Regions from separate parts of the Mus musculus genome. Here region 2 is linked to region 1. A link is a loop called in an ENCODE intact Hi-C map of the cell type or tissue named here. Cell type or tissue: heart. All regions are shown on one strand. Links, peaks and the distances in the headings refer to the core of each region. The heading gives the core; the rest is flanking DNA. Region 1 has its middle 3.5 kb from the start of Tulp1. Region 2 holds the start of Def6 (differentially expressed in FDCP 6).

The links. Peaks named below come from ENCODE experiments on the same cell type or tissue, not always from the same donor. Only the 100,000 strongest peaks of a DNase experiment are listed, where the experiment ranks them.
Region 2: a loop joins it to region 1, with 8 times the contacts of the local background. A loop is called at or near these places in 9 of 42 quality-filtered maps.

What each region holds. Positions count from the first base shown.
Region 1 is chr17:28,366,001-28,371,363 of GRCm38, reverse strand. No RefSeq gene overlaps it. Among named protein-coding and RNA genes, the nearest start is that of Tulp1, 3.5 kb to the right of the region's middle. In heart, for the core only: a CTCF peak has its summit at 2,705 (motif pointing right); a DNase peak (open chromatin) is centred at 2,713; H3K4me3 peaks cover 296 bases; H3K27ac peaks cover 257 bases; H3K27me3 peaks cover 265 bases.
Region 2 is chr17:28,205,094-28,210,456 of GRCm38, reverse strand. It overlaps Zfp523 (zinc finger protein 523), which reads right to left. Exons shown (of 14, transcript NM_001357995.1): 14 at 4,571-5,346. The coding sequence ends at 5,248. Def6 (differentially expressed in FDCP 6) reads right to left here and starts at 2,679. Exons shown (of 11, transcript NM_027185.3): 1 at 2,519-2,679. The coding sequence starts at 2,614. In heart, for the core only: a CTCF peak has its summit at 2,731; a DNase peak (open chromatin) is centred at 2,676; H3K4me3 peaks cover 1,179 bases; H3K27ac peaks cover 1,755 bases.

The sequences.
Region 1 (5,363 bases), core at 186-5,185:
ATGAGAGGCCGTAAGAGCCCAGCCCTTGAAGACTGTATTTGCAAGCTGTCTGAGTCTCCTCTGCTTTGCAGAGAGCCTTTCTGTGTGTGTGTGTGTGCAGAGAGAGAGAGAAAGAGAGAGAGAGAGAGAAAGAGAGCCTCTGTGTGTGTGTGTGTGTGTGTGTGTGTGTATGTGTGTATGTATGTATGTATGTATGTATGTGTGTGCGCACGCATGCACATTTCTCCATCTGCCATGTGTAAGGTTTCTCTGTGGCTACTTGTTATGCTTTAGATCTCTTCCACCTTCTAATTCTTTAACGGGGCTGGGCGGCTGAGGCAGAGGCAGAGGCAGAGGCAGAGGCAGAGGCAGAGGCAGAGGCAGAGGCAGAGGCAGAGGCAGAGGCAGAGGCAGAGGCAGAGGCAGAGGCAGAGGCAGAGGCAGAGGCAGAGGCAGAGGCAGAGGCAGAGGCAGAGGCAGAGGCAGAGGCAGAGGCAGAGGCAGAGGCAGAGGCAGAGGCAGAGGCAGAGGCAGAGGCAGAGGCAGAGGCAGAGGCAGAGGCAGAGGCAGAGGCAGAGGCAGAGGCAGAGGCAGAGGCAGAGGCAGAGGCAGAGGCAGAGGCAGAGGCAGAGGCAGAGAGAGGCAGATCTATGTGAGTTTGAGGCCAGCCTGGTCTACAGGGCTAGTTCCAAGACAGTTAAGGCTACACAGAGAGGCCCAGTCTCAAAATAATCTTTAACTGGTAGAGAAAAACGAATCCAACTGAGACACCTAATCTGTGTCATTTGGGGGTTCATCTTGGATTTCCTCTGAAGACTGTATCATTTATAACCCAGCCCAGCCTGGTTCACACTTAGCAATGACCCACAGGGATCTTTAACCAAGATGTTTCATGATATTTTTTGTTGGGAGGACTGGGGTTTGGGGCGGGGGGGGGGGGAGGCCTAAAACAGAGTCTCAGTGTATAACCTTGGCTGTCCTGGAGCTCACTCTATAGACCAGGCTGGCCTCAAACTCAGAGCTCTTCCTGCCTCTGCCTCCTGAGTATTTCGATTAAAGGTGTGTGCCACAGGTTAAAACTGTTTTCAAGTAAAAAGTAGAAACAAACAAAATCTTGTAAATTGGGAGCTGGAGAGATGGCTCAACGGTCAAGAGCACTGATTGCTCTTCTAGAAGTCTTGAGGTCAAATCCCAACAACCATGTGTGGCTCACAACCATCTGTAATGGGATCCAATGTACTCTTCTGGTGTGTTGAAGACAGCCACAGTGTACTCATATAAGTAAAATGAATAAATCTTTTTTTAAAAAAACCAATCTCGTAAATTACCTGGTCCAGTTCAGATCACAGACCCACATTCTACACTGAACAAGGCCTGAAGTAGGTCAAAGGCAGGTGTAGAAGGAGTCCCTGTTGGGCTGGTGAGTCCAAACGTCTGGAGTCCAAATCCCAGCAACCACATGGTGGCTCACAACCATCCGTAATGAGATCTGACGCCCTCTTCTGGAGTGTCTGAAGACAGCTACAGTGTACTTACATATAATAAATAAATAAATAAATAAATAAATAAATAAATAAATAAAGGACTCCCTGTCTTCGCCTGGTGCCATATGAAAATACAAACTCCGGAGTCAAGGTCCCACGTAGCCCAGGCTGGCCTCAAACTCTATGTAGCCAAGGATCTCTCTAACCACCACCACCCCTGAAATCCTTCTGCTAAGTCCTGGAATTACAGGAACACAAGGGAGACCTTAAAGAGCCCATTTTGCCAGAGATCCACTTTTGGAAACCCTGAAAATTGTGGACTTGGTTCTCTGTGGCCAGACCAGAGGAAGAGAAAGCCAGGGGCCTCAGCCTTCGCTCTGCTTCTAAGTCCCGATTAGTCCTGAGGTGCCTTGAGTGGAAGATGGCCCCCAGAGGCTCAGCTCTTTGCACACTTGGTCCCTGGTAGGTGGAGCTGTTTTGGGGGGAAGGGAGGCACAGCCTGCCTGAAAGGAGGGTGTGGGGGGGGGGGCTTCAGAGATGCACTAGGCAAGAGCCCTATCAACTTTCTGGAGGCTCCTGAGAAGTGGTGACTGAGTCACTCCCTCACTGCCCGGGGCTGGGCTAGCACTGGGCGCAGGTCTCTCTATTTGCTCTGTGGCCTCTCAGTGACTCCCGCAGCTGGCTAAGGAGGAAAGACCTAAGTCCTGTGAGCAGCACCCTCCACCCACACCCCCACCCCCACCCCCCGCTACTGGCAAGTGCTGCAAGGATGCCTTTGTAGGGAGCACTGCTGCGTGTGTTCTAGGTTCTCAGGGTTTTTGGTTGTTGTTTTGGTTTTTTGTTTTGTTTTGTTTTTGAGACAGGGTTTCTCTGTATAGCTCTGGATGTCCTGGAACTCACTTTGTAGACCAGGCTGGCCTCGAACTCAGAAATCTGCCTGCTTCTGCCTCCCAAGTGCTGGAATTAAAGGCGTGCGCCACCACGCCTGGCTCTCAGGGGTTTTTGTTTGTTTGCACCAGTCAGTGAAGTGCTCCCTGATGCTGCTCCTGGAGGTTTAAAAGCCCACCAGAAGAAAGTAACTAACCCTTCCAATGAGCGAACGAATTTCATAGATGGAGGGAGAAGCTGCAGCAAAGAGGACATGTGTAATTGGCCACCAGGCTGTGGGATGTGTGTTGCAGTTTGTCCTGCCTGAAGCTTTCTCCGGGGTCGCTCCCGGGTCCCTCGCCTCTTCGCCGCTAGGGGGAGCCAGGGAGCCTGAGGTTAAGTGCCATTCCGGGTCTGCCATCCACACCCTCCCCGTTTCCTGATCCGTGACAGAAGGTTATGGGATCTGCTGGACAGAGGGTACCGGGAGCATAGCAGGCACTTCACAAAGTATCAGTCAGTTGCTAGAATTCTCCCGTGGTAGGTACACTTAGCCACAGAGTGGGAAGGGCATGTGTCTACTGGTGTTTAAAGCCAGGGACTAGGCTTAACAAGAAAATACCAAGGGGCTCAGAGCACTCGCTTCCCTTGCGGAAGACTGGGTTTGGATCTCAGCATCCCTTTGGCAGCTCACAACCATCTCTAACCTCCAGTTCCAGGGCTCGGACGGCCTCTTCTACCCCTGAGGGTAAAACATCCACGCAGTAAAAAATGAATAAATATTGTTTTCTAAAATGATATTGTAAAAAGTTTTTTTAAAATGCCTTTAATCCCAGCACTTGGGAGGCAGAGGCAGGTGAATTTCTGAGTTCAAGGCCAGCCTGGTCTACAAAGTGAGTTCCAGGACAGCCAGGGCTACACAGAGAAACCCTGTCTCGAAAAACAAAAAAACAAACAAAATGAGTGGGCAGTGGTGGCACACGCCTTTAATCCCAGCACTTGGGAGGCAGAGGCAGGAGGATTTCTGAGTTCAAGGCCAGCCTGGTCTACAAAGTGAGTTCCAGGACAGCCAGGGCTATACAGAGAAACCCTGTCTCAAAAAACCAAAAAAGAAAAAAAAAAAAAAAAAAAAAAACCAGGCCCATCGTAGGTGTCATCTGGAGTTACTGAGAGAGCAAGCTATGTAGCTTTGGGCAAGTGACTTAAGTCATGAGTCATGGGTGAACTTGGGGACCAGGCAATGTCTGTCTTCTGAAAGTTGATTTTTAGAAAGCAGCTAAATTTATGTGGAATTGAGTCTGGTGACTAAGGCCAGGCAGGGATCTGGTTAAGAAATGTCCCATTGAGTTCAAAACAAGGTGTAATTATAGAGACCAAGCCTGTCTGTCCTGCAGTCCAGGAGGTCAGCAGATCAAAGCTCCTGACGCCTGCCTATCTATGTCCCAGACCTGACTCTCGGCCTGCGCTGGACGCTCAAAATCCTAAAGTCACCTCTGACCCACCTGAGTCCCCTTCCCACGCCCCAAGCCATTAGCCCTCCGAGGTCTGCTTTTCTCAGAGTCCCCTTGGGACGGCCCCTGCCGGGAACTGGGGAACTAGGGAATTAAAATGTCGATGTCAAGGGGAGGGAATTTGAGCACATTCTACTCAAGATGACTCAAAAAAATTATACATTTTTAGTTTTAAAGTTACATTTGTTGCCTGTGGAGGGGGTGTGTGTGAGTGCCCTGGGACACACACACTCCTGGAGGTCAGAGGTCAGCTTGTAGGAGTTGGTTTTGGCTTCCCAGCATGTGAGTTCTGGAGATCTAACGTAGGTGTTCAAGCTCTGCAGCAAGCTCCTCTTACCTACTGAGCCATCATCTTACCAGTCCTTGGATTTGGTTTTGGTTTTTAAGATTTTTATTTTTTAAAGATTTATTTATTTATTAAAAGGGTTATTTTATTTATATGAGTACACTGTAGCTGTCTTCAGACACCAAAAAAAAAAAAAAAAATAGGGCATCAGAATCCATTACAGATGGTTGTGAGCCACCATGTGGTTGCTGGGAATTGAACTCAGGACCACTGGAAGAGCAGTCAGTGCTCTTAACCACTGAGCCATCTCTCCAGCCCAGGATTTACTTTTATTAAGATTTCTTGAGGGCTGGTGAGATGGCTCAGTGGGTAAGAGCACCCGACTGCTCTTCCGAAGGTCCAGAGTTCAAATCCCAGCAACCACATGGTGGCTCACAACCATCTGTAACAAGATCTGATGCCCTCTTTTGGAGTGTCTGAAGACAACTACAGTGTACTTACATATAATAAATAAATAAATCTTTAAAAAAAAAAAAGATTTCTTGAGGGACTGGAGAGATGACTCAGTGATTAAAACTGACTGCTCTTCCAGAGGTCCTGAGTTCAATTCCCAGCAACCACATGGTGGCTCACAACCATCTGTAATGAGATCTGATGTGTGTCTGAAGACAGCTACAGTGTACTTACATATGATAAATAAATAAATCTTAAAAAAAGAAAGAAAGAGAAAGAAAGAAAGAAAGAAAGAAAGAAAGAAAGAAAGAAAGAAAGAGAGAAAGAAAGAAAGAAATCAAACCCTGGTCAAGATGTGTGTTGTGTGCAGTGGGCCCTGAAGAAGGGCACCCAAGGAGAGTACCGAGTGTCTGCTGTATGCGGCTTCTCCTCTGTCACCTCATTTCCTGTGGTTCCACAGGGCTATTACACCTATCTTATATGTAGGGTGATGGGGCGGCAGCTCTTCAGTGACACACTCAGGGCTGCCTCCAAGTAACCCACACCTCCCAGCACACCAGGCTGTGGGTGACCCTTGTGTCTTGCTGACTCCCTTCCTGATCTGGAAGCTTTGGGGACCCCTTAACCCAACCGCTTGCGATACATCTCTCAAGTCAAGCCAGCAAGGCAAGCCTGTTATCCCACACTAAGGAGGTGGAGGCAGGCATATCCCTGGGAATTAACTGAAGGCTAGCCTGGTTGTCTATATAGCAAGCTCTAGATGAGCCAGGGCTGCATAGTGAA
Region 2 (5,363 bases), core at 143-5,142, 160 kb after region 1:
TAATCCTAGCACTCGGGAGGCAGAGGCAGGTGGATTTCTGAGTTCGAGGCCAGCCTGGTCTACAGAATGAGTTCCAGGACAGCCAGGGCCACACAGAGAAACCCTGTCTGGAAAAACCAAAAAAAAAAAAAAAAAAAAAAAAAAAAATCTTGTTTCTCCCGCACCCAGCCCTGCCCCCCCCCCAAAAAACCTCCCTCCCTCTCTGTCCTCTACATTCGTTTTTCTTCTTCTTCTTCTTCTTCTTCTTCTTCTTCTTCTTCTTCTTCTCCTTCTTTCTCCTTCTCCTCCTTCTTTCTCCTCCTCCTCCTCCTTCTTCTTCTCCTTCTTCTTTTTTCTTTTCTTTTCTTTTTTTTTTTTTTTTTTTTTTTTGAGACAATCCCTGGAGTGTCGTGCTTCAACCTCAAGTCCTGGGATCACAGGTGTGCCACCACATCCAGGTGTGTCCCACCTGGGCTTTTCTCAGCCCAGCCCCTCCCCCTCCCCCTCTGGCCCCCCCCAGGATGCACCAGGCCAACCAAAGCAGCCCTCCATAAGCATTCGGAGGGGAGAAGAGGCAACTCAGACTCAGTGTGATCTGGGGTTGGGGGGGTTATACAGTTTCCTGCCTGTCCCCATCAGAGGCCACCAAGGCTGTGAACCATATTCTTAAAACCAGCTAAGCCCGAGCCCTCACCCCCTACATCCACAGGAGACTGGGTGTACCCTGCTAGCCTATCTCTGTCCTCTGCTTCTTCCTCCACCTTCTGACCACTTCTCCATTCCTCCTCTCTGACTCTCCCCACCTCCAGCAATGTCATTACTTCCCTCCCGGCCCAGCATCCACCACATTGGCCCAGGTTGGGGGGGGGGGACCCTTCCCTCACATGCAAGGGTCCTGACATTTCTGCCTCTCATTCACATGGCCCCAAAACTCTCAGTGTTAGTTTGAGAGTGGACAGGTTTCCTGTGAGGCAGATGTGAGTGACATTTACTGTTTCTGGCCAGAGATGTCACTACAAGAGGGCTCGATTCGAGCAGGGAGGAGCACAGTTTAAGGGTATATGCGCTCAGAGGTTCTTCCCCAGAAATTCCCAACCTGTGGGCATTGGGGAGTGGGAGTGGGGCAGGAAGGGGCTGGTCAGAAGCTAACGGGGGGGGGGGCTCTAATTGGGAGGCCTTTCTAACTGATGACACCAAGGGCTGCACACTATGCACACAAGGCACACAGAGAGCCTGGAGAGGGGTCAGAAGTCACAGAGATGGAACATAGTATCTTGGGAGCAAGAAGCCATGTGGTGGAGTACTAAAGAGACAGGGTTTGGGGGAAGGTGTGTGTGTGGGGGGGGGGGGCACAGTTTCTACAGGATTGGTGTCTGGATGACCTGTTTTTCTTTCTGGGCAGAACTCAACTCGGTGACGAGAGCTGGGCAGACATGGGAAGGGCTAACCTTGCCTCTCTAGGGAACCAGAGGTGGTACTGGACTCTCTTTCCTGGGGCAGTAGAACCTTAGTCATTAGATGCTCAGAAAGCCAGCTCAGCTGGGTAGATGGAGCTGGCTAGAGCTTCTAAGTTCATAGGACCCAGCTTCAGCAATGTCGGAGTTGAGACAGAGGTGGGCCATGCCTGTTCTGTGCCATCTGCCTCCCAGGGTTCCTATCATGGTTGTGAACAGTGGAAATTGTAAATACCCAGATCTTGAGGGGCGAGTGGGAGGCAGACACAGCCTCCTGTGGTGCTCCAGGTAAAGTATTTACAGAGAGTGACTGGATCCCTAGCAGGGTTGAGGCTACTCTGACACTTGGCCCAACACTCCCTGGCTCCAGCAGCCTAGACTTCTGCTGGTTTCTCCTACATTCTCCCCTGGGAAGAAGACACCTACCCAGGAAGGAGAGAGCTCCTTCCGCTCCTTGGAACTGTCCAGGCCTAATGGTTTTAAGATGATGGGGGTGAGTAGAGTGTGTGTGTGTGTGTGTGTGTGTGTGTGTGTGGTCACGGAAGAGGTTTTCTCAGACCCGGCTTCCCCGACACCCTCAGCCCGAGGTCTTATAAGATAAATCTCCCAACCTGTTCTGTTCCTGCGCTGATAGGTGGCCCACATTACCGCTTGCTTCAAGTCGCCAGCTTGCTTTGCAAATGGAGGAGGCTCTCAGAGCCAAGGGCAAGCACTAACTGTTTTTCTTCAAAGCCATGAGGAAGCCACAGGGAGGAGCAGGGTACGTGCCCAAGCATGACGCTGGGGAACCCACAAGGAGCCCGGGAAGGGGCCTGGCTACTCAATCTCGGAACCTCGTGATGCCACCTCTACTGTCTGTCCAGTCAGGGTACTTGGTTCTAGACAGTGGCTTCTGGTGGCATGAGCCCTCTGGGGAGCATCCACTGAGCTACGCTGCCTTTGTGGCCCCGTCAGCGCTCCACCCGGGGCCAGGGCTGCTGGATGGCAAGGTGTCTGCCAGTAGCAAAGGCTTCCGTGGCTGACTCTCTGGGGTGGGAGCTGGCACGTTGAGTCAGCCTCCCCTGAGCCCCAAGGATGCCACTCACCTTGAGTTGGGACTTGGAGACCTTGCCGCTCTTCTCCACGTCCAGTGCAGTGAAGGCGTACCAGATAGACTTGAGCAGCTCCTTGCGCAGGGCCATGGCTGAGGCGCCCGCCCCGGCCCAGGGGCGGCTCTGACACCAAGATCCGGTTTCAGGAAATGCAAACGGCTGCAGACCGCAGAGAGGCCCTGGTGCAGAGCGGAGCGAGAGCTCCACCTGCCTGTTCCCTCTTGCTTCCAGGGCCTAGCCAGCTGCTCTCGCCACGCTCTGCTTCCAGGGCTGACCCTCCCAGAGCTGGAGCCCTCCTTTGGGCCCTGGCTCCCTCAGCACAGATAGTCACTTTAGAAGCCTGCTTGCCTCAGGATCTTCCCAGGCTCCCAGTGGTAGCTCTAGAGAGAGGAAGCAGGCCCTTCCAGACTTGGAGGGACACAGGATCAGGAGTCAAGCTTACCAAGTGGAAGCGATTGGATGAGTTAGCCCCAACAGTCTACTCTTAGTACGTTCCTACCTCACAGAGCTGTGTGGGTGCCTGAGACTGGACAGAAAGAAAACTGTAGGCCCTGTAGGCCCGGGACAGGATATTTCTTTAGAGCCACCCAGCAGAAGCTCAGTGCAGAGTTCTACCCAAGCAAAAGCAACCCAGCGGAGGAAGGACAGAGCCAGCTGCTTCTCCGCTTCTCCACGACAGGGTGCCTTGGCAGTTTGGTTTGCTGTTTCCCCCTCCCCGGGCCTTGGCTCTAAAAGAAACTTCAGAATACTGCCCACTTTGTACTTGATGGCTTTCAAGACACCAGAGCCTGTATTTAGGCACACAGGGTGACCTTGACAGTGGGGCTCACGTCAGAAATCCAGTCAGGGGCAGGGCAGGCCATGGGCAGAGCCCTCTTCAGCAGCCTCCACTTCTTCAGATGCAATGCCCACACAGATCATGGTGGCCATTAAATTTCAATGAAGTCAGTGGAAGCTAATTCTGGAGTTGTGCTCCACCCATCCACCTACTCACTCACAGGGGCATATACCCAGCCCCTCCACTTGCTCCTCACTTGGAGTTCTAAAACCTTGGGATGAGTTTGAGACCACCTAGGCTATGAAGAACAGTTCTGTCTCAAAAACAAACTATAAAAAAGCCCAGAAGGGGGGAGGGAGGAAGGGAGGGGAGAGAGAGAGAGGAAGAGAGAGAGAGAGAGGAAGAAGGAGGAGGAGGAGGAAGAGGAGGAAGAAGAAGAGGAGGAGAGGGGGAAGAGGAAGAGAGGAGGAGGAAGAGGAGGAGGAAGAAGAGGAGGAGGAGAGGAAGAGGAGGAGGAGGAGAGAAAAGATCCCAGCTGAGCAACAGCAAATGAGGGCTTCCTTAGGTGTCCCAGGAGAGGATAATCTTATGCACTTGGTCCCTGATTTCCTGGCTCTGTCAGCAGGAAGGGGCTGGGGGCTCATGAGAGCATCATACAGAGAGATGACGAGGAGGGAGGGAGAGGCTCCCACAGTTCCCACAGTGTTCCTACACAGCTGTGGGTAGCATTATAGCTGCTCTTCATGAGGTGCCAGAACCTGTCCAGCTGTGGCTGCTCTGGCCTTCTGACGTTCTTTTTGGGGGTTCTTTAGCGGGGTCCCCCTGTGTCTTTGGGGTCTCACGGCATGAACTTAGACATCCTGCCCCCTAACTGGGTTACAGAGCCGGGATGTTAGCACTGGGAAGAAGTCACTGGAACCCTGGTGAGGTTGTATGTAGTGATGGTGGCAGGGAAGGAAGGGTCCAGGCTCTGTTCAATGATGGCAAGGCAGAAGACCCAGAATTCTGGCAGCCCGGGCATTACCCCAGATTCAGCCACAGCCCAGGAAGAAGCACAGCCACTCGGGTCCTGTTTGGCGTAGGTGTGGGCAAAAGCCTACCAGCGGGTCCCAGAGCTCACCTCTCTTAGGGCCTCTTCCTGCCTGGACCCATGGAGAGCCACCTGCTGCATGGGTGGGCGCTGAGGCCACGCAGGGCTAGGAAAGCAGGCTGGAGCTTGGCCAGCCCTGCCACCAGGGACCAGCACTGAAATGATGGAGGAGCCCAGGTGGAAACTTGCAACTTTTATTAAATACTCATCCGCCCGTTTGCCACCACCACCCAGAGCAGGAAAAAAAATTATCAAAATAGGATTAAAAACCCAAACCACAAAACAAATGAAACCCAGTCCCCAGCAGTCTGGGTACAGGCCACTCGCTTGCCTCTCTGCCACAGACAAGCGAAGAGGCACCTTCACTCCAGCCACAGGCCCCTGAGGAATTAATTCTGACTGTGGTGGTGGGAAGTCCCTGGTGCCAAGTGGCTAGGCATCTTGGCCACCGTAGCCCCAGGAGACGGTTATTGCTGGGAGGCGCTGGGCTGAAAGCTGTCGGCCTTTCCCCTGGTGGTACTAGCAGCCAGGGTGGAGGCCAGTCCTCGTCCACCTAGTCACCACCTCCCTGAGGAAGGGAGTGGACAGAGCAGGAATAATATCCTGCCAAGGGAGGGACGCAGGTGTCTGGCAGCCTGGTGACCAAGCTCAGTGTCGACTGCCTGCTGCCTGGCCCTCATCTTGGGTGTAGCCCACAGACCTTTCCACTAGAGGCCATTTTCCTGTTGCCTCATCACCCCTGAGGCCTATGCGGCCATCTTCTTGGGGTCAGCTGTGGCTGGGGGCCCCGGAGGCAGGGCTGCCTGTGAGCATGGAGCCTTCTCCAGTGTGGTGTGGGAGCTGGTCCTCTTGGGCTCAGCAGCCGCTCTCTGTGGTTTCCAGGGTCACAGCCCCTTGCTGCATAGCAGCAGTGGCTACGCTTATGGCCTCCTCCAGGGTCTGCTGGTCCTCCAGCTGTGGAGAGGTGCAGC